Linked DNA regions of Homo sapiens: region 1 is linked to region 2. The links are chromatin loops, found by intact Hi-C in ENCODE. Cell type or tissue: mammary epithelial cell. All regions are shown on one strand. Each heading gives the region's core, and the rest is flanking DNA. Links, peaks and the distances in the headings are about the cores only. Region 1 overlaps GAS1RR (GAS1 adjacent regulatory RNA). Region 2 holds the start of LOC124902197 (a long non-coding RNA gene).

Region 1 (12,075 bases), core at 2,827-10,826, 120 kb after region 2:
GGTTATGGTTGTGCGTGCCTATAATACCAACTACTTGGGAGACTGAGGCAGGAGAATCGGTTGAACCGGGAAGGCAGAAGTTTCAGTGAGCCAAGATCGTGCCATTGCACTCCAGCCTGGGTAACAGAGTGAGACTCTGTCTCAAAGAAACAAAACAAAACAAAAGAAACAAAAAAAATTGTTCAAAGAAATACTATAACATATTCAAGAATGAGGAAGGCGTAGTATTTTCATCAAAGATGAACAATGAAATCAGAAAACTACAAATAAGTCTAAATAATTATTGTTAATGTGAATATTAAGCATAATGCAAATATCAACAATAAGTCTTAAAATAGAAGACATATACTATAAAAAAATACTGTGTATCTAAAATTCTAATATATAAAAAATTGAAAAGAAATATAGAAAAAGCAGAAATAAAAATATATTAAATGTATTACCTTTCAGAGAGGAAATGGAGCGATTCTACTTTGTTCTTTGCAATTTGCTTTTTTCAAGTGAAACTCACGTAATGTAAAATTAGCCATCTTACAGTGAACAATTCAGTGGCATTTAGTACATTGAGAATATTGTGCAACCACCACTTCTATCTAATTCTAAAACATTTCATCACCCCAAAAGGAAACCCTATACCCATTAAGCAATTGTCCTATTCTCCTTTCTCCCAGCCCTTGGTAACCATCAATCTGAATTCTATCTCTATGGATTTACTCATTCTGAACATTTCATGTAAATGGAATTATGCCATACTTTTGTGTCTGGCTTCCTTTACTTAGCAGAATGTTTTCAAGGTTTTTCATGTTGTAGCACACATCGGTAAAACATTATTTTTATGATTGAATAAAATTCCATTGTATGCATAACGACATTTTATTCATCCATTCATTGATGGACAATTGGGCTGTTTTTACCCTTTGAGTATTGTTAATAGTGCTGCTATGATCATGTGTGTACATGTATTTCTTTGAGTCTCCATTTTCCAATTCTTAGAATAAAACATAGGAATCTTGGATTTAACAATGATTCTTAGATGTGATACTAAAAGCACAAGCAAAAAAGAAGATGAATAAATGGACTTAATAAAAAATAAAAACTTTTGTGCATCAAAGGACATTGTCAAGAAAGTGAAAAGACAACCCACAGAATGGGAGAAAATATTTGCAAATTATGATTTGATAAGGGTCTAGTATCCAAAATACATACAGAACTCTTACAATTCAACAGCAAAAAAAAAAAACACCCAATTTTTTAAATGGCAAATGACTTGAAGAAACACTTCTTCAAATAAGCTATACAAGCAGCCAACAAGCACTTGAAAAGATGCTCAACATCATTAGTCATTAAGGAAATACAAATCAAAACCACAATGAGGTACCCCTTCACACCCACTAGGATAGCTATTAACCAAAAAGGAAAATAACAAGTGTTGGTGAAGATGTGGAGAAACTAGAGTCCTCATATATTGCTGGTTGGAATAGAGAATGGTTCAGGCACTTTGGGACAGTCTGGCAGTTCTCAAAAGAAATAAACATATTAAGTTTGTATCCTAGCAACATCCCCTTTCAAGGTACCAGTTTCTGCAGTAGGTATGGCCAGCTAAGTTGCAATGAGAAAGGGTTGTTGTGCTAATACAGATGAAAGAGCATGGTGGCTTAGACTAGAGTTTTAGCAATAGAAATGACAGGACATGGTCAGATTCCAGATGGAACTGAGACACAGAATCAACAGGACAGACTGATACATGACATATGGGGGGACTGGGAAAATTGGTAAATAACCTTCCAGGTTTTTGGTCTGCATAACTGGGTGAGTTGGTGAGGGGTAGGGGGGGACACATTTTCTGAAATAGGAACATTTGACATTTGACCTGAATGAAATACAAAAGACGAAAAGCAAGTATTTCTGGGAAGAATGTAGCAAAAAGAAGAAACAGTAAGTGCAGAGACTTGAGGAATGAAATGAGCTTGGCTAATTTGTGGAACGAAAAGAAGGTTAATGTGGCTATGCTGAGAGTTGGGGGTTTTCTTGCCACTGAAAAAAGATCACTTCAGTTTGCCCTCTTTAAAATGATAAGAATTACTGATCGTTTTAATTAAGTACAGTACTAATTACTGTACATGGTATACCCAAAACAGGATGAGATATTATCAACTTTAAAACTTGCTGAAATTGATTTGTAATTTTAAAAAAACATACCTTTAGTTATGAGGTAGATGATTTTAAATTATTTTCTGAAAAGTTCAACAGTTCTAAATCATTTTGTGTACATTTTTTCGTGTCTTCAAACAAGGCAGGCAAACACTGTTTTTAAAAAACAAGTATACACTTAAAAAATAGGTATACACTTTCAAAAAGTTCAAAGAAGTATTCAAGGCCTTATCTACTAGAAACAGAATCTTCACAAAGTAATATTATTCAAGTAATTACAGATTGATAATATTAATATTTAATATTTGAATAATTCAAAAGACAGCAAAATCTTATTTTACCTCTTATATTTCAGTGTTGTCCAGGCCTTAGCTTGGTTAAAATACTTAGTTGTTAGAACTGTATGGCAAAACCCGATAGCGCAAGTGGAGTGCTAAAAGTTAGACCACTGAGCCTAAGGCCACAGAACAAGGCAGAGGCTGGATGAGGAGGGTCTCACAGACCAAATCTGGTTGTGGGGGATCTGGTTGGCATGAATTACAGCCACCAAATCTTCACATCACATGTTCTGCTGTGTTAGTTTAGACACTGCCTAAGTAGGTTTCTACCACACAGAATTATTTTTGGCACGAACACCCACTTTCATATGCTAAATAAGTATGTTCAAACTTCTCTCCTTCTCTTTGAATATAATGTTTCCTTGGTCTAATGTAGACAATCACAGTATTTTGTATTCAGAGAAAACTTTTGATGCATGAGATTTCAAGTATGTACTTTGGCAAAATAAACAGCTCTAATAATTCTCCCAGGTCCCTGATGTCCCAATTGCATTGGAACTTGCAGTTTTCTTGGCAGGGGCGGGGAGGGGGGCCACTGGGCCAGTTCAGATACCATTCTGCCTCTATCCCCCCTACTCCTTCATATTAGATAATATGCTAAAGAACTGCACATCATACATTTTCTTCTGAGAAGTTTTTCTCCAGGAAGTTGAGCTTCCATGGAGGGTCACCTCCTTTTAAAGACCTTCCTTACTCTTCCTCCTACTTCCCCCGCTCCTAACTTCCACTCCCTGCTGTAGTACCCCCAGCAAAATTAATTCCTTCCTCCTTTTCAAGCTCCACCTTACTCTGTTGGAATCTCTACCATGGCTTGGTTGTCAGGATTATGAGCTTTGCAATTAGAAAGACCTAGATGTGAATTCTAGCTACTCCATTAACTAGCTGTGTGCATTTGGGTCTCAGAGGCTCACCTCTAACACAGGCATGACAGTTGGACTGACCACAAAGAATTGTTATAAATATCATAAAAGGCAGTATTTACAAAGTACTTGGGACAGTACCTGGGGCAGGGGAGGTGCTTGATCACTGGTAGTCATTAACAGTAGTAATCCCAGTAGTGTTTCAACATTGTTATCACTATTTTGGCAATTATGATAGCTTTTTGCGTATACAGTTGCCCCCTTCTCCGACTCCCATTCATGGGTTCCACATATGTAGATTCAATAAACCTCGAATAAAAAATATTTGGAAAAAAATTTCACCTGTGTTAAGCATGTACAGACTTTTTTTGTTATTGTCCCTTAAACAATACAGTATAATAACTATTTACATAGCATTTACATTGTATTAGATGACTTAGAGTATAAGGGAGGATGTGCATAAGTTATATGCAAATACTATGCCATTTAATATAAAGGACTTGAGAATCCACAGATTTTAGTATCCATAGGAGGTCCTGACACCAATCCCCAATGGATACTGAGGGACGATTGGACGTGTTCACTTATCTTTCTTTACTGAGTTGTCACATATCTTTCTCTACTGAGTTGTTGCTAAGCCCTGTAATGACAGGGCACTAACTTATTTGACCTTGTTTTCCCACCACCTAATTGAGGACCTTAATAAATGTTGATTGAATTTACGAATGAACTACTTTTGCTCACGGCTAGCATTTTCAGTCTTTTTTCTACTCTCTAGACAACTTATAATCCACAAATAATCAACAAATGACTCAGTTACAACCTCCTTTCCCTGCAAGTTGTTTATCCAATCAGTGACACTGACAGATTTGAAATTCACCTCAGGCCAAAAGGGTAAGTCAAATAGGCTCACAGCTAACAGGAGAGAATGGAATTGCTTGGACAGCCATAAGTAAAATCATTCAATCTTTAGTAATGAGAACTATTTGGTTTTTACTATTTCTTTATGTCTGAATTACAACATCTTCAAGATAATTAATTTTACAATATTATATCACAATATTGGCTTTTTCCCACCATCCCTTCCATCATCATTAGCATATTTGTATTCATCCTTGTGCTGTCACCTCATAGGGTCAAGATGGCTGCCAGTTCTCTAGGCATTGCATCCACCATCAACAACTAAGTGGAAAGTAGTGGACAAAAGGCTTTTTTCTCTTGGGGCTCCACCTTAAAACTTCCATTTTTATTTCTTTGGCTAAAAGTGGTTATCATTTATACTCCCCCTAGAGCACTCATTGGTAAAGAAGAATGGAGCTAGTATCATTACATTAGATCAACCAGAATTTGTCCACTGGGTCTGGGTCTTCCCTCATGTTGAGAGACCTCTGCTGGCTACATGGACCCAAAATCTAGGCCCTTTGTGCAGAGAAGAAGGTACTAAATGGCTGTTTGGTTGGAAATGAACTGCATCACAATTATTATCAAGAACTTATAGATAAGAACATAGAGGCTCAGAGAAGTTAAACAATACCATCAGCAGTACACAGCTCATGAATAAAATGCAAGATTTCAATCTTCAATGCCATCATCAAATTAAGCAGTTCTTAAAATATATAAGGCTTGCAAAAAAAGAAGGGAACCCCTTGGAATTAGGGCATTCCTGAAGAAGCAAGTTAGTAGAAGAGTGAAGAGAAAAGGAAAAGTTTTACTTAGCTGTCTACTATAAGCCAGGTAGTATGTTATTTACACTGTTTCCAGACTTAGAACAATTGATTTTACAAAGAAGGGCCCAGAGAAGTTAGGTAACTAGCCCAAGGTCACACAGTTTGTTAATATGGTACAACTATTGAAAAGCAGGTATTCTCATTCACAGCCCATGATCTTTGCATGCCATTGCCCTGTCCTTTTGTGTAAGCACACAAAATGGGTGTCTGGAATCAAAACTTACACCATGAGAGGGAAAGTCCAAAACTGAGCCAAGGGATTGCTGGGAGAAGGAAGGTAGAGAGTAGATGGCCGTCCAGGAATCCCTGTGTTCCTCTAATTGCCTGATGCTGTGTTTTCAGACAGGATTCATTGTCCGCTGCCCACTGAACTAGTCCCTCAGAAACAACTCTGCTTCTGACATTTTCCCATAAAGCTGTCACAATCCAAATTCTTACTTATTTAAAACTAGTTATTTGTTTAAAGCCATATGAACACAGTGGTGGCTGTGGGTGGCTGGGGGCCAGCAGAGTGATCTAAATGGCCTAAATTATATGGAACCCTCATTTTCTATCCTGACAGCCTGCCTCTGAGATAGAGTCTGGGTCCAAGAGTGGAAATCAATTTTGAGCTGAGGCGTGCTAATAATTACTTCTGCAAAGCTCTTGCTGCCATATCTAATTCTCTCTGCGGGAATTCTCTGTGATGAGGGATTAGATGAGAGATAAGAAGTTTAAAAGAGCAAACATCAAAGTATCTTTCTAGAAGTTTCTGTTGGGAGTAAGAATGGGACTCTGTGGATAAGTAAAGCTTCAGAGGCAGGCAGCCTTGGTTTGCAATGCCAGCTTTACCATGTACTGGCTTAAGATTGTCAAGATATTAAATTTCTCCATGAATTTTATTGGTAAAAGTAAGACTGACAAAATTGGCCCTTTGAATGCCTGTGGGCATAGCGCAAAGTAAAGCTCAGCCCATTGCTTGGTACACAGCAGGTGCTGTTTACTGTCACATCTTCCCAAAAGCTCCCTTCTCAACTGGCTCTCTTCCACCCATTTGGATAAGGGCTGAAGAGCTGTTCAGATACCTGCTCCAAGGCCAGGTATCTAATGCCCAGTTGTAGAGGCATGCAAAGCGGGCTGACGGCGCCCTTAACATTTGGTAGTCATCAGATAAACGAGACCCTGATGCCATAGGTCAGATTCTGACATTACAGCTAAGGGAAGCCAGTTGCCTAGAAATGGAGAAACTGGCTGGCAATTAAGCAAATTTATAGATATTTCTAAAATTCCTAGGAGCCTAGATTTAGCGGGGAAGGAGAGGTAGGAGTAGTGGTGTATTTTACCAAAAGCTCAAATAAATCCAAACCCAACAGAATCACTGCTCAGAGATGTAAAAAGACAAGAAAACAATGAAAGGGCAGAAAAAGATTATTTTTCAAAGGTTTTCTGGTTGGGACAGCAGGCACACACATACTCTGTTTCTTTTCTTCATCTTCTCAGGCTGGCCCCAGGGTCAGAGGAAGAACCATCCTCCTCTGGTTTGTTTTTATCGACAGCCTCCAAAGGAAAGTTTTGGGAGAACTTTTTTTTTTGCCAATTTGGATAATGTCTTGCCCTCTAATCCAGAAAGTGGATTTTTTTTTTCACCCAGCCTTGGAAATCAATGCCAGTTTGTTTATTTATTTATTTATTTATTTCTGTAGAAATTTTGCACAATTTAAATATGTGCATGTTCACATTGGCTTCATTTTTCTTTTCTTTGCATAGATTTCCAACTTAATCAGGAATGGCTGGATACTGTAACTTTTTGGCACAAACAGCAAAAAGAAAGGGGGGTAAGTGTGGGGGGAGTTCTTTTCCAGGACTGAACTGTTTGCACTCTTTGTTTTGATGGTGCCACCTGACCCCCCTGGGAAGGGTTGAGTTTCTCCACATCCATCACGCCTACAGAGGGCTGTGTCAAAAGCCCGACCAGGCCTCCCCCTTGCCCATCTATGGCTGATTATTCACTGCATTGTGTTCTGAAGACGCACAGGCTGTCACGGAAAAGGTGCCTTCCTGCCTAGCCGCTCAGGACATTGACTCTTGTGAGCCGACTTTCCTCTCTTATTCCCATATCTATGACCTTCTCTTACTGTTCAGAGCCGTTTCAAGTGTGAGCTTGCAAGGTATCGTTTTTCCAAAAATGTTGGCCCATAACCATCGGCATTCAGATATGAGTAAAAAGATATGTTGGTAATAAAGCCAAACATAACAATTAATGCGTCAGGATTCCAAAGCACATTTTGCAATACCAGCTCATGTTGCAGCTGATGTCAGAATGTACATGCTGTTAATCTAATGAAAGGGCACAAGGATTTCTCTAAGTCCTGCACATATGAAGACGCTATCAGATCATCTGACTTTTTGTTTGAGCACATTGTGTACCACATTGAAAGTATTCCAGCTTGATTTCTATCCTTCGAAAAATTCTCTCCTTATCTGCTGAAGTCAGATTTGGATATATTCGCAAGGGAGTAAAGATTTAGCTGATCAGAATTGGAGTCATTAAGCAGGCCTGGAAATTCCCTATCAGGCACCCACGCCAGTGTTTCTTGGTGCTGCATAGCTTAAGAATTTGGAAGGAATGGGGCAATGGGCCAAACAATCTCATCTCTGAGGTTTTTTTTCTGAAATTGATGAAGGCACTGTGCAATCACGCAGGATGAAACATTGCAACTAACTAGATTGCCTTTAGTACCTTACCCTAATTAAGCCAGTATTGAAACTGTATATAAGCAGTGTACCAGGAATTGCAAACTCAGGTGCCCAGAGGACCACATAGGACAGTTGGAGGGGATGCGAGACGGTACAGTAGTGGGGACAGTGACAACCAGAGAGAGCATTCTTTGTCTAGAGGGACATTCACTACTCTTCTATCCTGAAAATGCAAATATGGCAAGATTTTCTATTTTTTTCCAAGAAAAGTCAAAAATCCTGATGTTTAGGATACATTTTTAAATCTTGGCTACCAATTCAATTAAAAAAATCCATGCAAGTAAAGAGTCTGACTGCTGAATTTGGCCCTTATGATATTAGCTTTTAATCTCTACAACAGACTAGAACTTGGAAATTTGTTTCTACACACAGAATTTGAAGCTTGACAAGTTGAGAGTTATAGTGACCTTTTTCTTGTGACTTCTTGGACAGTCTGTCACTCAGTCCTGCACAAAGAATGATTCAAGATAAGGGCTTCTTATCCATGGGCATCCCGGGGTCCTTCACCACAGTTAACACACATTGGGGATTGATTCAATGATGCTGCTCTTTGTTTCCTATGACTGCTAGCCCAAATTGCCACAACCTTGGTGGCTTAAAACAACACTAATTTGCTTCTTGACAGTTCCGTTGGCTGGAATTCTGACATGGCTCTCACTGGGCTAAAATCAAGTGATGGGCAGAGTTGCATTCCTTTCTGGAGATTCTGGGGGATAATCCATCTCCTTGCCTTTTCCAGCTTCTTGACACTCCTGCATTCCTTCCCCTTTCTCGATCTTCAAGGCCAGCAGTGGCAGGCTGAGTCCTCACACGACATCCATCCTATCTTGCTTCCATCACCATGTTCCTTCGGACTTTGGTTCTTCTGCCTCTTCCTCCACATTTCAGGTTGCTTCTGATTACGTTGGGCCCTCCTGGATGATCTCCCTATTTTAAAGTCAGCTGATTAGCAACTTTATTGCCCTTTGCCATGTAGCCTAACATATTTTCAGGAAGGCCTGTTGAGATGTGGATGGGAGAACCTGGGGTTGAAGCTTTAAAGTGAGACCAGTGAGCCACTGGCTTTTAACCTAGGGAACTCATGTTCCATTGACTCTTTGGGAACCTTCCCATGAATGACAGCGCATTTCTGGTGACTTACTACCTGGTTGCTTACCTAACGTGAGGGCTGTAGACGGCCTTTGCTTCTTGTCATCATTTCTCCTCTTATTGAGTTTGGGAATCACTGGCCATTCCAGAGTAACCAAAACCAGAATACAAACAGCGTTACATGGGGCAAAGAGATCAGCAAGGGATGAACATAGAACCAAGTGTTCTCAATGTCTGCTTTAAATGCCTGCTTTTATGGAAGATGTACAATGGTCTTACCATTCATCATTTTCGTAAGTCATATGATATTTCAGCATGCCATTCATCCCATTATTTTTGCATTGAACCAAAGCAAGTTTTCTTCAACTGCAATTTTCTTCCCTAATCTTTGGAGGCTCATACTATCCCCTCCAATTAGCTGCTCAGCACCTCTGCCTGAAAAAGATAAAAAGATTCAGGTAGCAAATGCCATTTCCTGTCTACTCACTTAAAATCCCTAAAACCAAGGACTTTGTTTTGTTTCTTTTCTTTGCATTTTTGTTTTTCAATTTGCTAAACCTTTATTGAATGGCTTCACTGTCTGTAACACTCCATTAGGGTTGGGATGGGGAGACTAATTTTTCAAAGTAAATTAAATGTCTTCTATTCCTCATTTTCTTATTGAGTATACAACTGGGTAAAAGTGGAAACAGGGGAGAAAATGAGTGAATGTTGGAGAGTGGAGAATGCTGCCTGGGGACTAAGAATGGATCTAATGAGCTTCAAAATATCAACTGGAATGTTGCTATTACAGTCTGGTTTTCTGCCTTAAATATTATTTTGTGCTACAATTGAAAGGAGAGAATATTCCACGTTGGGTGAAAAAGTTGAAAGTAATGCAACATGGCAGGTCAGGGTCAGTGCTGTGGTGTGAATGATGGGGCAATTGAGAATGGGTCTCCCTTAGATTCCACCTCATTTTTTGCAGTTTTTGGCCAATGCCTTGATCAGAACTTCTTTTCATGGTCATAAATATGTGCCAACTTGTGAAATTCAAGAGAAAAAAGTACTCTATCAAAATAAAACTACAAAATTCTGAATGTTGGTTATTGATGTTGCATGTAGCTGATTGTATTGCAATTTATTTAAAAATAAACCTGTCTTCCCCTTGAGGCTGAGGTGTTGAGGAAGCAATGAGTCCTGACTTAACTTGTCCTTCCAAACTTGAGTCATACTTAGCACCTGCTAGGTGCTTAATGAAAATGTGATTTAGGTTCTGCCCTTCACTCCTCTGAATTCCATTCTCCCACCAGCTTATGATATCACAAAAACACGGTGCTAGGCAGGATTTTGGCCCCCATGACTTTCACCCGATGTTTTATGCTTGTGATTATGTTATGTAATTAAGGTTGATAATCGACCTTCAAATAAGGAGATTATCCTGGATAAACAGCGTGAGCCCTGGGTAATCACAGGGTGCTTGAGAGTGGAAATGGAAGGTAGACAGATGAATCAGAAGAGAAGTGCAGCATGAGAAGATTCTGATCCTGAACTGTAGGGGTTGGACCATTGCAAGGTGTGGAGAGAGGTCTTTGAGAGCTAAAGCTGACCCCCGCTGACAGCCAAAAAGGAAACGGGAACCCCAGTCCTACAACCACATGGAACTGAATTCTGCCAACAATCCAAATAAGCCTGGAAGCAGATTGTCCCCCAAAGCCTCCAGAAGGAATGAAGTCTTGCCAATGCCTTGATTCTAGTCAGGTGAGACCATGTCAGATTCTGACCTACAGAACTGGAAGGTAATAAATTTGTCTTGTGCTAAGCTACTAAGTTTGCAGTAATTTGTTACAATAGCAATAGATAACTAATTTTAAAAAACTATTTGTAGATCCCTAAAAATCCTTCTTGTAGACACTTTGTTTCTGGTCTCTCCGAAAAGAAGTGTCCCCTCCCTCCTCCTAACCACAGAGCACCTGCTATCCATTTGACACTTGTAGCATAAGACTTACCGTAACATTAGCTCAATTTTCTTGTACCGTATCTGACGCAATTGACTGTAAGTTCCTTGAAAGTAAGGACCAGGTATTAGTCATGTTTCTCTCTTTTTGCATAAGGCTTAAGGGAAGCCATTTATTTCTGACAAGAAGGAGTCCAGAACTTATTTGGGAGAGAGGTGGTAGCAGGCTTGACTATGGGAATTGTTTCACAGGCTGGGGTCTACAATGGGTGGCAGTGTTCAGCTCTAGTCCACCAGGAGGGTCACTGCCAAACCTGAAGGAGAACCAAGTCAGATACAGCAGCTACCATAGGAACCCAGATATCTGAAGCCAGGAAATGAAAGCAAGTACACGCATGTTGGGAGCAGCAGGGAAGGACCTGGAAGATTACATAAAACATCTGCTGAGTTGAAAGATTTGCCTTTGGAGCCCAGTAGGATATAGTTGACCTGACTTAAAGGGCCCAGGACCTCATGGGTGTCCAGGGATAGCCATTTTCCTAGCTGGCAAGCTATAGGCATCTCCCTATCACCAGACTACCATCAAGATAATAGCCTTCAAGCAATGTATTATCTCTAATAACCTAGGGAGTAACTCCTCACAAAGAATTCTAGAGTCCGAATTTATAACTAACTAACCTTGAGTGGGTCTTGCACCATTTCACTTGATTCCATAATCTGAGTCTAAAGCTTCAAAAATAAGATCTGTTCCCCCACCTCCCCTCCACCCGCTACCACACTCACGTTCCCACTTGGCTAGCCTGGAAAGTTCAACTGTAGAGACTACCTTCTATTTGGATCTCAGTCAACCCTAGGCGCTCTCGTGGTTGTCTCAGAAATATGGATCGTCTGCAAATCAGACTTTTCAGCTCACCAATCCCAAGTGGTAACCTCTCCAGCCAAGTCACCCCTGGAAACATATTTTCAACTCTTTTAGCAGAGAAAAATATTTGGATCTCTGCCTATTTTGCAAAGGCTTAGCATCAAATTACATACTCAGGGCTTCTGTTTTTTTAATATTATGTGTCTGTACTATTTAAACATACATGGAAAGTAGTACTTCTTTCCTAACAAACTAAAGCTTGCTGGCGCCAGAGTTGCATTGGTGACTGTGACTGTTGTGTGAGTTGTGTCACTGGGATGCAGTTAAAGGCCTCAGCAAAGTGGTCTGAATGCTCAGGATGGAGCCAGCCGGATTG
Region 2 (12,075 bases), core at 1,291-9,290:
AGCACAGACTCCTGGTTGTCTACAAAACCCACTCTTCTCTACCTCCATTGTAATAGAGTTCCAGTAAGGCATGCAGTAGCCTTACTATAGTCCATATTTCTCCTCTCCCATGACTGCTCTGTGGTGGGGTGACTAAGTTCTCTCCCACGGAATGCAAAAGGAAGGGGTGTGTGCTACTTAAGCATTTGTGTCTTAAGACATGGATGTGCCCCTTTCAAACTCTCCACCCCTTCCCACCATCTGGAACCGGGAAGTGGCAGGGACTCAGCTTCAATCATGCAGGTGATGACAGTCCGGGGACGATGAAGTTACAAGAGGAAAGAACGATGTTCCCTGGAAGACCCTGTGGGAGAGCACTGCCTCTCCTTCCTGCATTGCTCATACTGGGGCTAAGTAACAAACAAAGATGTATTCTAGAAACTGCTGAAGCATTGTGTGTCTTTGTTACAGCAGCTGGGCCCTAACATAATGGGAATTGCACATCCCACATCTGGAAAGCAGGTAATTCTAAAGAGAACCAGAAGGTAGGGACATTGGATCAAGTGATGCTATAGAAAGAATTTCAACAGCACCTTTAATGATTGATTTCTCTAAGAAAAATGCAGAAGAAATTCTAACAGTTTTAAAATGCTGGGCTGTAAGTATACCAATATGCCTTATATTATTTTTCTATTCTTTTCTTCAGGTTTGAAATATCTAATAATAAAGCTGAAAGAAAAATGCAATAAATGGAATGTGTTGGCTATATTCTGACTTTAGAATCATCTCAACTCAGCAGCTCAGTAATATCCCCAGGAATTGTTTTATCTTTGAGTTGGATCTGTCTTCCTTTGGATTGTAGCTTCCCCTTAAAATGTTCTTCCTGGTCTCAAGATAACTACCAGCATCTCCTAGATTTTATGTAGCCTAATTCATTACAAATAAAAAGATCATCATTTCCCTCAGGTGGGTAAAATAGTCCTTCATCAAACATTTTTTGAGATTTTATTATTTGTCAAAAACTATTGGCACAGAAATGACTCTGAGACATGATTCCCTAAATGGAAAAGCACCAAGTCATTATCCTGGGACATCCACAAGTTTTTTTTTTTTTAAATAGATTGTTTTTTAAAGTGCTCATATTCTGCAATTTATGATGCATGTTAGGCAACTGACTTAGAATTAGCACCCACTCTTCCTCATCCTAGTCTTATATATCCATGAACATAAGATGTTCACACTTTGCTTTAGTTATTCTCTCTGCTTTCAAAACCCTTTCATTTCTTCTCCACTAGTACAAATCTAAATGTTTCTTCAAAGACCTCCAAGACATCTTTCTAGGGATTATAAAGAAATGGGATCCACAGGCAAGTCAGTGACTGGAGTGATTTCTCCCTAACTATATTGTCATTGCTTCAGAGTTAGAGCTGCTGGATTTTACCCTCAAGCAAGTTTGTTGTTCCCTCCTTTGTGTCCCCACAGCATTCTGTTTATATCATCAGTATAATACTGAGATGTTAAATTAAATAAGCAGGAGGCCATTAGACTGCAGCTGTCTCTGTACTTTGAGTTCCTATGTAAGAAACTGCAACCTAATTGAATATGAAAACAAACCAAAACCTGACTTAGGAATATAGCAAACCGCTGAGTTTCAGCCAATCACAAGCAGTCAGGTTCCAGCCTAATACAGGCAGCCAACTCATCGCACCACGCTCAAATATGGCAGACGCCTGGTTGTAGCCAAATCAGGTGATCGCTCTACTTTACAACTGAATCTGACCTATAAAAACTCACCACTCACACTGCTGGGCTGTCTGAACCTCTTCTGGTTCTGAGTGCTGCCCGGTTCATGAATCACATTTGTTAGGTCAGTGCGAAACCAACTGTAAATCATAATTTCCCAGAAAATTTCTTTTGAAATGCCGATTCTGAACTCCACCAGAGAATTTAGGAACCCAAATTCTAAGAATCTAAGAGATCAACTGACCTGTTGACCAGGGTGTGGCAAAATGTGGCCATGCAATGTTCAGCTGACCCCATCAGTAGGTCACAGCCACCAGCATCCAATAGCTCATGACCAAGGAACATGGTCATCAGGCACCATTCTTTAATTTTACTACTTAGGTAGCCATCTCCAAACACCTGAACTTCTATGAAATGAGCAGAGGCACATTCATAGACATTTTCCACAGGTATTTGCGTACTATATCAAGCACTAACACAGTGCTTGCAATATGTGTCTGCAATAAAGTGTCTGCAATAAAGCTGGGAACAAAACATAAGCCTCTCTGTCCAAATGTAGCTTAGAGGCCTCAGGTACAGACAGAAAATAATCTAATCAACAGGTAAACTTGTATGTCAAATGGGGTTAAAAAATCTCCTGTGAATGTTAACTAGCCTGATTCTAAGAAAAACAACTCTTCCATCATTTGCATGTAGTATAAGGAAAGAGAGCCCCCTACCCTTACATGTCAGTGGTGGTATTTAAGCAAAGCCAGGTATGTTGTAGGCACATGCACATTTTGGATGCAGGGATTGGGCTAGACACTTTTGTCAGGCCAGCCAACCTTGAAACTCAAGCATCTTTTGTTCTCTGTCTCTCCTTTTGCACTATCCCCTTTCTTCACAGAACTGTCCAGAATTAATGAGAATGGGCTCCAGGGTAGAAGAGATTGAGGTGGTAAGTGGAAGATTTTCCACATGACCTTGTATTCAGGTAACCAAATGAACTATTAAGTAAGCAATCCCCTTTACATACATTTTAAAAATCATTTTCTAGTTCTTTTAATAAAAACATATTTTAAGAAATTTGTATTTAAGACATAGGAGTACTGGAAAAAAGGATATGGAATCTGTGAACATTAAATAGTATAACTACTTGTGGCCACAGATATTTGAAAACAGTATCACAGTCACATCTGAGCTACCCAGCACATTACTACAGAGAGCACAAAAGAAACAGAGTGAATCAGAGACAGCAGAAACTCCATTTAAGGTCAAAAGTGGCAAGGAGAACATATTTCAGGATGAAAAACAAATATCCAGTTTTATGCTCATCTTTGCATGACTTACTATTTCAGCAACAGTGGGAAACTTTTAAACCACTTATGTGGGGATCATCAGTCAGTAAAGAACTTTATGTTCACAAGGAAAATCTTTTTTCCCAACCTTAACCTTTATGACCTGAGTCATATGATAATGCTTTTTTTTCTAGCTATGTGTTTCAAAAGTGTATGAGATTCTGTATTTTTAAAAATTATGGTGCATATACAAAATGAAGAAATTTATATTTTTTCTTAACAATCTGACATGAAAACTAAGCACATGAAAATCTTGACCTTATAAAAGGGTATTCTTTTTGGAATTGTGGATGAGGGAGGGAAAAAAAGGACTGAGACATGGCAAAGAAAAACAATCCCTCCACACATTCTCATTTTTCAAAGTGCTGAAATTCCCAAACAGCCTGAGGATTTCTCTATAAGCTGTCTCTGCAACAAAAATTTCTCTTCTAGTTTGAAATCAAACCTGAGGAATTCCAGGCTTAAAGGAAAACTCTTTCTCTCTCTCTCTCTCTCTCTCTCTCTCTCTGTGTGTGTGTGCGTGTGCGCATGCTTCAGAGGATTCAACAACTCCACCATCAAAGGCAGGAATTAAAGTCACTCCTTTTAAGACTAAGTGACATTTTGGGGAGCAATCTTGCCATTTTCCCCCAAGCCCCAGTATGTGGACTTAGCACCTCCCCAAGAGGGTGATGACACATCTGCATTGGGCACAGTCCAAGCTTTCCATCAGTTAGAATGGCCTGTTTGAGTCCTTGTCTCTTCATGGCTATATTGGATTTCTCCACACAAGAGACAGGTAGTGTGAACCAGAAAATAAAGGATCCCTTATGATATGAGTTAAGAATTTTTCCTTATGTTAAAATTAATTGGAAGCCTAAGCCCCAGGATACACAGTTGAGTGTAGCCAGAGAGGTTTTCTTTTGCTCTGGCAAGCAGCAAGACAATGGCTCTAATATTAATACATCACTCATTTTCCCTTCTCGAAGTGGAAACTGATTTTAAATTTTTATGTATCTCAGGTCTCCCAGGACAAAAACTACTCCTAGGAAGAGAGCAACATATTTTGGGAGGCTCCCATGAACTCTTCAGGGCCACAAGTGGGAAATAACTGTTCCTTGGACAGGAGCCAAAGGCACAGCTTCCAAAATGTCTAACAGCTTCCAGGGGTGGGAGCTAGGGAGAAGATGAGCTGAGAGAACTGGCTTTCATGCATCTGGGGAGATGGAGTCACTTGGGTGTCTGAGCATGTGATGTGACAGCCTGGGAAGGGAATGCTTTTCTGGGACAGAATTAGAACTTCAGGTGCTTGATCTCTGCTCAATCTCACATAATAAGAAAGGAGAGGTGTGTTTATAAGCATGCACACACAAACTTAAATACTTGGTTGGTATATATTCTTTACTTTCTTAAGCTCTGTAATTTAGATTTTGACTCACACAGTTAAAAATAAATTTTTAAGAGTTTCCTGTCAAAATCTTCTAGAAGATTTTTTTCCACTATATAAGCAGGTTCATTGTGTTGAAAAAATTACACTCTGATGAGCTCTGCATTTCTAATGTGCACCAGGCACTGAAAATGCAGTAGAGTGTGTGTGGCAGGGAAGAAAGGAGTGCGCCCAGGACTTTGATGTGAGGAAGGAGTAGCTTTAGGGCGCTGTGGCATCTTTGTTTCAATCACTCCCTTCCCATCACCCTTTTTCACCTTTCTTCACCTATAACTGTACTCAATTTTCATTTCGTTTAGAAGAAGAATTGGAAGTATGGTGGCCTTACATCAATAGCACTAAGGAATTAATGCCCCATGGGAGCAGCCCTCAGCCAATGACCTCTGGAGTTGGTGTATAAATACCCACAGGTCCTTTATCCCTTGGGAGGGGTTCCACATGGCTCCCAGAGTTCACCCAGTGGAAGCTGCTTAATCCTCCACTCTATGCTTCTTTTCCCTATGCCAATCCCTACTCCCCTACCAGTGTATACTACTCTCACCTCCCAAATAAAGTGCTCATACTTGTATCTTTAGCTTAGTGTCAGCTTCTGGAGGGACCCAGAGTAAATCATGTGTCTTCTGGGTACTGAAACGTTGACATGAATCATCAGGTAATGGCCACACTGTCCGGGTTCCCTCCTCTGACAACACCTGAAGCAGTTCTCAGTCTTCATAAAGTCCTGAGTTGCAGGGTTTTGCTCAGTACAAGCTGATCCACATTTTGCAATGATAACTATCAACATTTTACTAGAGTTTAACTCGAGCCTAAACATATAGACAGACAAATTCTGTGCAAGGAATTATCAAAATGACAGTTTCTTCACATTAAGGAATTAGTGAGAGGCCAGGAGGCTGAGAGTTCCATCTTTCCTGTGGGCTTGTCTGGATTCTGCTTCTTACTTTGTCCTAACCTCCCTCCTCTTCAGAGTATCCCTCGTGTTCCTGCCCTACACATTGGCTCTGGAGTTGGTTACTTCCTTGTTTCAGGATCCTCAACAATTTTCGACATTTCTATGATGATTTTTTGGTGTTTCCAGTTACAGTGGCCCACAGCTCACCTGATGAGCAGGATACTGACTAATGTAGTTAATAATTTTCATTGATTCTATTTCTGAATGTCTCCGTGTGGTGTATCTTCAAAATACCTTGCAAGATTGTGACTCACATGCTCATCACCCACTCCCCACCCCTCCCCTCCCAAAACCATCTCTGGGAAAGTAAGGTTCTTGCTGAGGACAATGAGGAGCCATTGAGCCATTCCTCAGAAGCAAGTGAATGACATGATGAAGAGCTGGGAAGACTGCCACCCCCTGGAGGCAGAGATCAGTTTACAAATCTCCAGTGTCATTCAGACCCTAACTGCAATGAGTGCAATAAAGAAGGTAATATGAGGAATGACCAGAGACAAAAAGCAATTGGATCTTTTCAGAAAAAAATGTGGTTATTTCAAGGATGAGAAATCAACCAATAGCACTGATGATCATAATCATAATTATCAGCTTTTTTTACTATCCATTTTGTGCTAAGAACCATATTAGATATTTCCTCAAGTTGTCTCTAATCCTTCTTCCCCAACAACAACCCTCAAAGGAGGATGTTTTATTTCTTCTTCCTCTCTCTCCCTCACTACCTCTCTCTCTCTCCCTCCCTCTTTTTCTTCCTCCCTCCTTCTTTTTGTCTATAGCTGAGACTACCAAGACTGTGAGTAGTTAGATTGTTTGATCAAGGTCACAGCTACTCCATAACAGAACTGGAATTTGAGCCCAGATTTTTCTGGTTCTAAAATCTGTATCTTGTATTCCTTGACTTTTTTAAAAAACAACAATAGAGAGTTTGAGAAATTCTTTCATGGTGAAGTATGAAAACAAATTACCAGCATTTCTGCATTTGAACTTCTGTACAATTAGCAACAATGGTTAATGAGAACTTACCAAGACAATTGACTTTTAAAAAATAGACTTTTTCTCTTCTTTACAAGCAACTGACAAATTCACCCACTCAATAAATATTTGTTGAACAGATTGTGTGCATGAAACCTCCTAGAACAATCAATCAATTATGGTCTTGCATCTAGGATACTCGCAGTTGAACCTCCGATAAGGTCTTTAAAAAGAAGTGGTGATTTCTGAAAGAAATGTAGTTTTTAAAAAGTCACTCTAGCCATATAGGAAGTACCTGGGAACTTTTCCCTCACCATATGTAGTGGGTTTGACTAGGAGGGCCAACTTCATGTTGTACAAATATGGACCAGTTTTAATATTTCCAGTGAATGCTTTCATTTTGTTCATTGAGTCACCATCTGTGTGGGTAGCCAGAAACTAGATAGCTTAGAGAGATCCAGTAAATATTTAGTCATTTATATTTTAAAACTTAGTCCAGTCTAGTTTAAATTCTGACTTCCAATTAGCATAGACAAGACTTAAAAGCAGCTCCTAGGATCTGCCTGTGACAGAGAAAGGCAAGGCCCGCTGTGATATCTCTTTCTCCCCTCCCTCCCTCTCTTCCTCCCTCCATCCCTTCCTCCCTCTTTTCTTTCATCTCTCTCTCCCTCTTTCTCTCTCGCTCTCTCAACTTTATACTTCCTCGGCCATGAATGGGGCTTCTTTTTCCTCCCTACCCTTAGAAATGCTTGTTCCAAGCAGTACCTGTGATCACCTCCCTGAGACTCTAAGCTTCCAGAGGCTTCACAGTGGAAGGGACTGGACAGAAAGAAACCACAGATTAAACAAAACAGGCTGCTCAGAAGGAAAAATACACAGGAAGGTATTTCAAAAGCACAATACTCAATGCACTGATTTTTGTCTACGTTTCCTCCGACCTCTTGAATTTAAGAACACATCTGTGTTTTTACCGCCTTCCCCAGCACAGTGCCTGGTTTAAAGTAGGCACCCATGGCTGTTTGTTGAATGAAGGCAATTCAACGGAAGGTATCAGCTGTGGTGAGATTGACCAGCACAGGTAGTATTGAGAAAATGTGTCCTGACCTGGATCTTGATGAAGGCATATGACATGTAAGAGTCAAAGGTGAATGAAGAGGGCAAAACTTCCTGCTTTCAATTGAAAGGCTGAGCATCAACCATGCACTGGGCATTGCTACTTGGGCTCACTCAGACATAGTGAAGAATAAGGAATGTTTCTGTCCTGAGGAGCTCATAGACTGGTGGAAGGGGCAACATAATGAATCATAGTGGGTTTTGTTATTTTTTTTAACTTGCCCAAATCCTATAATGGAGATATGATGTTATCATGTTATAATAAAGATAATGAGATAGAGATGTGCAGGTACTAGATTTGTGGGGTCAGTGTGGAGTTTACAAAAGAAGAAATTCCATTAATAATCTGGGAAATCTGAGGAGGAAGGCCCCCCCTCCCACAGGGCGGGTGAGGAAAGCTATCAGTAGTTGTCATCTCCAGCATCCACACATAAGGAACTAATGTAACATGTCATATTCTTCACCTTGAAAGTTCCACCAAATAGCTAGGCTTGTATCAATTTGCAAGGTGCTAGAAAATTATTGAATGCTCTGTGCATATTTAGAGATATTGAATAAGACAGCCTGAAAAATTTTTACTATTAGATAATGTATGTAATTCTTATTTGAAAAATTTGGTTTTTGGGAGGTTAAAACTGGAATTAATAAGGCTAAGTAATTTTGCTTTGACTCACTGTTCACTCTCAATACATACTGAAGTTCTCGGGGAAGGTGTCCCTGGCAGAATGAGAAATAGTGGCCATTTGACAAAATTCTATACCTCATAGAAACTGCTATAGAATACGTAGAAACTGGGAAAAATTTCCATCTGACATAAGACTTGAGCTCTAAATGGTTCCTGTCCTTTAAAACAAAGTGACAAAATAGAAATAAAATAAAAGTTAGGTATCAGCATGTGAAAAAGAATCCCTAGGCCGGCAATACCCAATATAGTAGCTACTAGCCACAGGTGGCTACTATTAATAAGTACTTGAAATGTAGCTAATCCCAAATGAGATGTGCTAGAAGTGTAAAACCCATGCTGGACTTCAAAGACTTAATGCAAAAGAAGGAGAAAAAAAGTAAAATATCTCATTAATATTTTTAATAATGATTACCTGATGGAATGATGATATTTTGGGTATATTGAGTTAAATAAAATATATTACTGAATTAATTTTACCTGTTTCTTTTTATGGCTACTAGAAAACTTAACCTTATTCACCAGGCATGGTGACTTATGCCTGTAATCCCAGCACTTTGGGAGGCCGAGGCGGGCGGATCACGAGGTCAGGAGATCGAGACAATCTTGGCTAACACGGTGAAACCCTGTCTCTACTAAAAATACAAAAAATTAGCCAGGTGTGGTGGCGGGCACCGGTAGTCCCAGCTACTCAGGAGGCTGAGGCAGGAGAACGGCTTGAACCCGGGAGGTGGAGCTTGCTGTGAGAGGAGATGGTGCCACTGCACTCCAGCCTGGGTGACAGAGCAAGACTGTCTCAAAAAAAAAAAAAAAAAAAGAACACTTAATCTTATTCATGTAGTTTGCACTATTATCTGTTTCTGAGTGCTACTTTAGACTGAGATTTGGAACATTTCCCCCCTCCTTTTTTTTTTTTTTTTTTAACAGGAATTGGGAAAGTTTTCTATTAAAGGCAATTGACCTGCTTTAAAAGAAAATCACAACCACATGGGAATATAAAAGAAACTTAATTTCATTTTCTCATGTTTCGTTTTGTTTTTGTAAGAGAAAGATACCTGAAATGTCATGCTCAGTTGATCTTAAAATTTAGAACAGAGAACACAAATATCTTTTTTAAATACAATGTTAAAGGCTCAAAATCCACTTCAGTTCAAGTAGTGCTGATTAAGGGAAGGGAGCAGGGGGATGTGCTGGGGAGAATGAAGAGTGCTATATTTTGGATATTTGTCCCCTTCAGATCTTATGTTGAAACTGGATTCCCAATGTTGGAGGTTCCACCTTATGGCCCGTGTTTGAGTCTCAGGGGTGGATCTCTCATGACTAGATTAATGTCCTCCCCCTCACCACGAGATCTCTGCACATGGCTCTCCTTCACCTTCAGCCAAAAGTGGAAGCAGCCTGAGGCCCTCATTAGGAGCGGATGCTGGTGCCATGCTTCTTATACAGCCTGCAGAACTGTGAAACAAATAAACCTCTTTTTTTTTTTTTTTTTTTTTTGAGATGGAGTCTCTTTCTGTCACCCAGGCTGGAGTGCAGTGGCACCATCTCGGTTCACTGCAACCTCCATCTCCCAGGTTCGAGTAATTCTCCTGCCTCACCCTCCCGAGTAGCTGGGACTACAGGTGCACACCACCACGCTCAGGTAATTTTTGTATTTTTAGTAGAGACGGGGTTTCAGCATGTTGGCCAGGCTGGTCTTGAACTCCTGACCTTGTGATCCACCTGCCTCGGCCTCCCAAAGTGCTAAGATTACAGCCATGAGCCGCCGCACCTGGCCTCTCTTTTCTTTATAAATGACCCAGCCTCAGGTATTCCTTTCTAGCAACACAAAAATGGATGAAGGCAAAGAGGTAATGACTCATTGCTGACTTCAGAGCACTAATTTTACACTCATATTCCTAAAAACCTCGAAGGAAAAAAGATATGCATATGAGACAAACAAATATCTTCTTATACCATACATCACTTATCCATGATAATTACGGCCACTCAGATGAATTACCCCAAATTATGTGCAATGACTGTACCATTCAAAGTCTACTATGGATATCCTATGGATATCCAACTATCTGCTATCCATAGTAGACTTTGGTACAGTCATTGCACATGATTTGGGGTATAACAAGATATTCTTCTGTGTATAACAAGATATTCCCTCCTATGAGTGCAGCACGGATTTTTCTGGTCAGGAACAAAGGTTTATTGGGGAAGGAGGAGGAGTAGTCACAGGGTCCATTTGAGCTTTACCCTCAGTACAACAGGTTTGATTTGGTCATTTCTGTAGCTGCAGGGTCAGCACTGACACACTCCTGCACAGAGCAAAAGAGAAAAGGCATCAGACGCAGACTCCTTGGTTCAGGGTTTTCTCCCCAGATTACTGATGGGGGCCAAGGGCAAAGCTGAGAGCTGCAGGCTTTCACTTGGTGTCCCCATTACCACATATTGCCAGCCCATTGTCTAATGCAACTGTTTAAAACTCTTACCAAAGGCCTTGGACAATGGTTTCCACTTCTACTGCCAACTCAGAGGCCAGGAAATGAGTTATAAAGCATCAGCTTAAGTTCAACACTGTCATTGATGCTATATGTAAACAATACGAAGCATTTTACAATTTTAGGCAATCTGCAAAGCAAAATAAGACAAGCAATGGAAAAAAAAATTAAGAAACGATTGACTTAGGAGATGAAGTTGACGCACATGATTTTATTCTAGCTCAAACTTCACTTTTCATGGGTGATAAAACTGAGACAGCAAGGGGCTGAGCGATTTTCCAAACCACATCCCCAGTTGGGATTAGATTAGCTCTTAGTGTATCTCCTTTTAGTCTGCCAGGGCTCCTTGGTCACTCCGCAGTAGTTAAACTCCTAGGTAGTTAAACACACTTTGGGCCGGGCACGGTGGCTCACGCCTGTAATCCTAGCATTTTGGGAGCCCAAGGCGGGAGGATCACGAGGTCAGGAGTTCGAGAACAGCATGGCCAACATGGTGAAACCCCGTCTCTACTAAAAATACAAAAATTAGCCGGGCATGGTGGCATGCTCCCAGCTATTCGGGAGGCTGAGGCAGGAGAATCGCTTGAACCCAGGAGGCAGAGGTTGCTGTGAGCTGAGATCGCCCCACTGCACTCCAGCCTGGGTGACAGAGCGAGACTCCATCTCAAACAAACAAACAAACAACCACTTCAGGGCAATCTAACTCACCGTGAATTACCTGCTTTTGGTTCCTTTTCTAAGCATACTAATAGCTGCCCACAGTCTGTTAAATATTTGCTGTACTGGATTTTACTTAAGAATCCTATGAATTATTTTCTTACCATATGAGTTGAATGCTTAAGCAGAATCAGCTAAATTTGTTCCCAAACCTGTCTCTGTCAGTTGTCCTTGTTAATTGTCTAATTAAATTAAATATAAATCAATGAAAATTAAATTTAGAAAAATAATTTTCTCTATAAAAATTAAACTTAATGCTTTGAACAGTTCTAGGAGAACTGTAAAGTTTTTGGGGAAAAAAATCTTCAAAATCCAGAGAGATTCTGCTCTCTCATGGTTTTCTTGGTTTTGATTTAAGATCTTGCTTCCTTTAAGAAGAAATTGAAGCTGGGAGCTACAAAATACTTATTTTTGTTGTGGTTCATGTATGAAAGACAATACAAAACTTCAATCAGCTATCTCCAAAATCAAAGAATAATCCTGGCCCTGTATCAAATGTTGGTAAACAAATGTAAATGTGTATATTTTGAATTAAAATAAATTACACAGAGTATGTATCATTTTTATAGTGTATCTTCATGATATCTGTATTTTCTGATTGACCTGCTACGTATTTGTCATATGGCATAAGATAACAAGAAAGCTGCTACTGTAAAAGAAAAGGA

What was found. A loop is a pair of places that touch in the nucleus more often than their neighbours do. Peaks named below come from ENCODE experiments on the same cell type or tissue, not always from the same donor. Only the 100,000 strongest peaks of a DNase experiment are listed, where the experiment ranks them.
Region 1: it touches region 2 in a loop (7-fold over the local background); 2 of 110 quality-filtered maps call a loop at or near these places.

What each region holds. Positions count from the first base shown.
Region 1 is chr9:86,979,031-86,991,105 of GRCh38, reverse strand. It overlaps GAS1RR (GAS1 adjacent regulatory RNA), which reads right to left. Exons shown (of 7, transcript NR_049794.1): 3 at 9,181-9,336; 4 at 3,491-3,658; 5 at 2,200-2,304. Among named protein-coding and RNA genes, the nearest start is that of GAS1RR, 36 kb to the right of the region's middle. In mammary epithelial cell, for the core only: no CTCF peak of the experiment used is centred there; DNase peaks (open chromatin) are centred at 7,205 and 7,625; H3K4me3 peaks cover 146 bases; H3K27ac peaks cover 2,356 bases.
Region 2 is chr9:87,100,973-87,113,047 of GRCh38, reverse strand. It overlaps LOC124902197 (a long non-coding RNA gene), which reads right to left and starts at 10,875. Exons shown (of 2, transcript XR_007061639.1): 1 at 10,685-10,875; 2 at 10,378-10,510. In mammary epithelial cell, for the core only: a CTCF peak has its summit at 5,835 (motif pointing left); DNase peaks (open chromatin) are centred at 2,987 and 5,717; H3K27ac peaks cover 1,496 bases.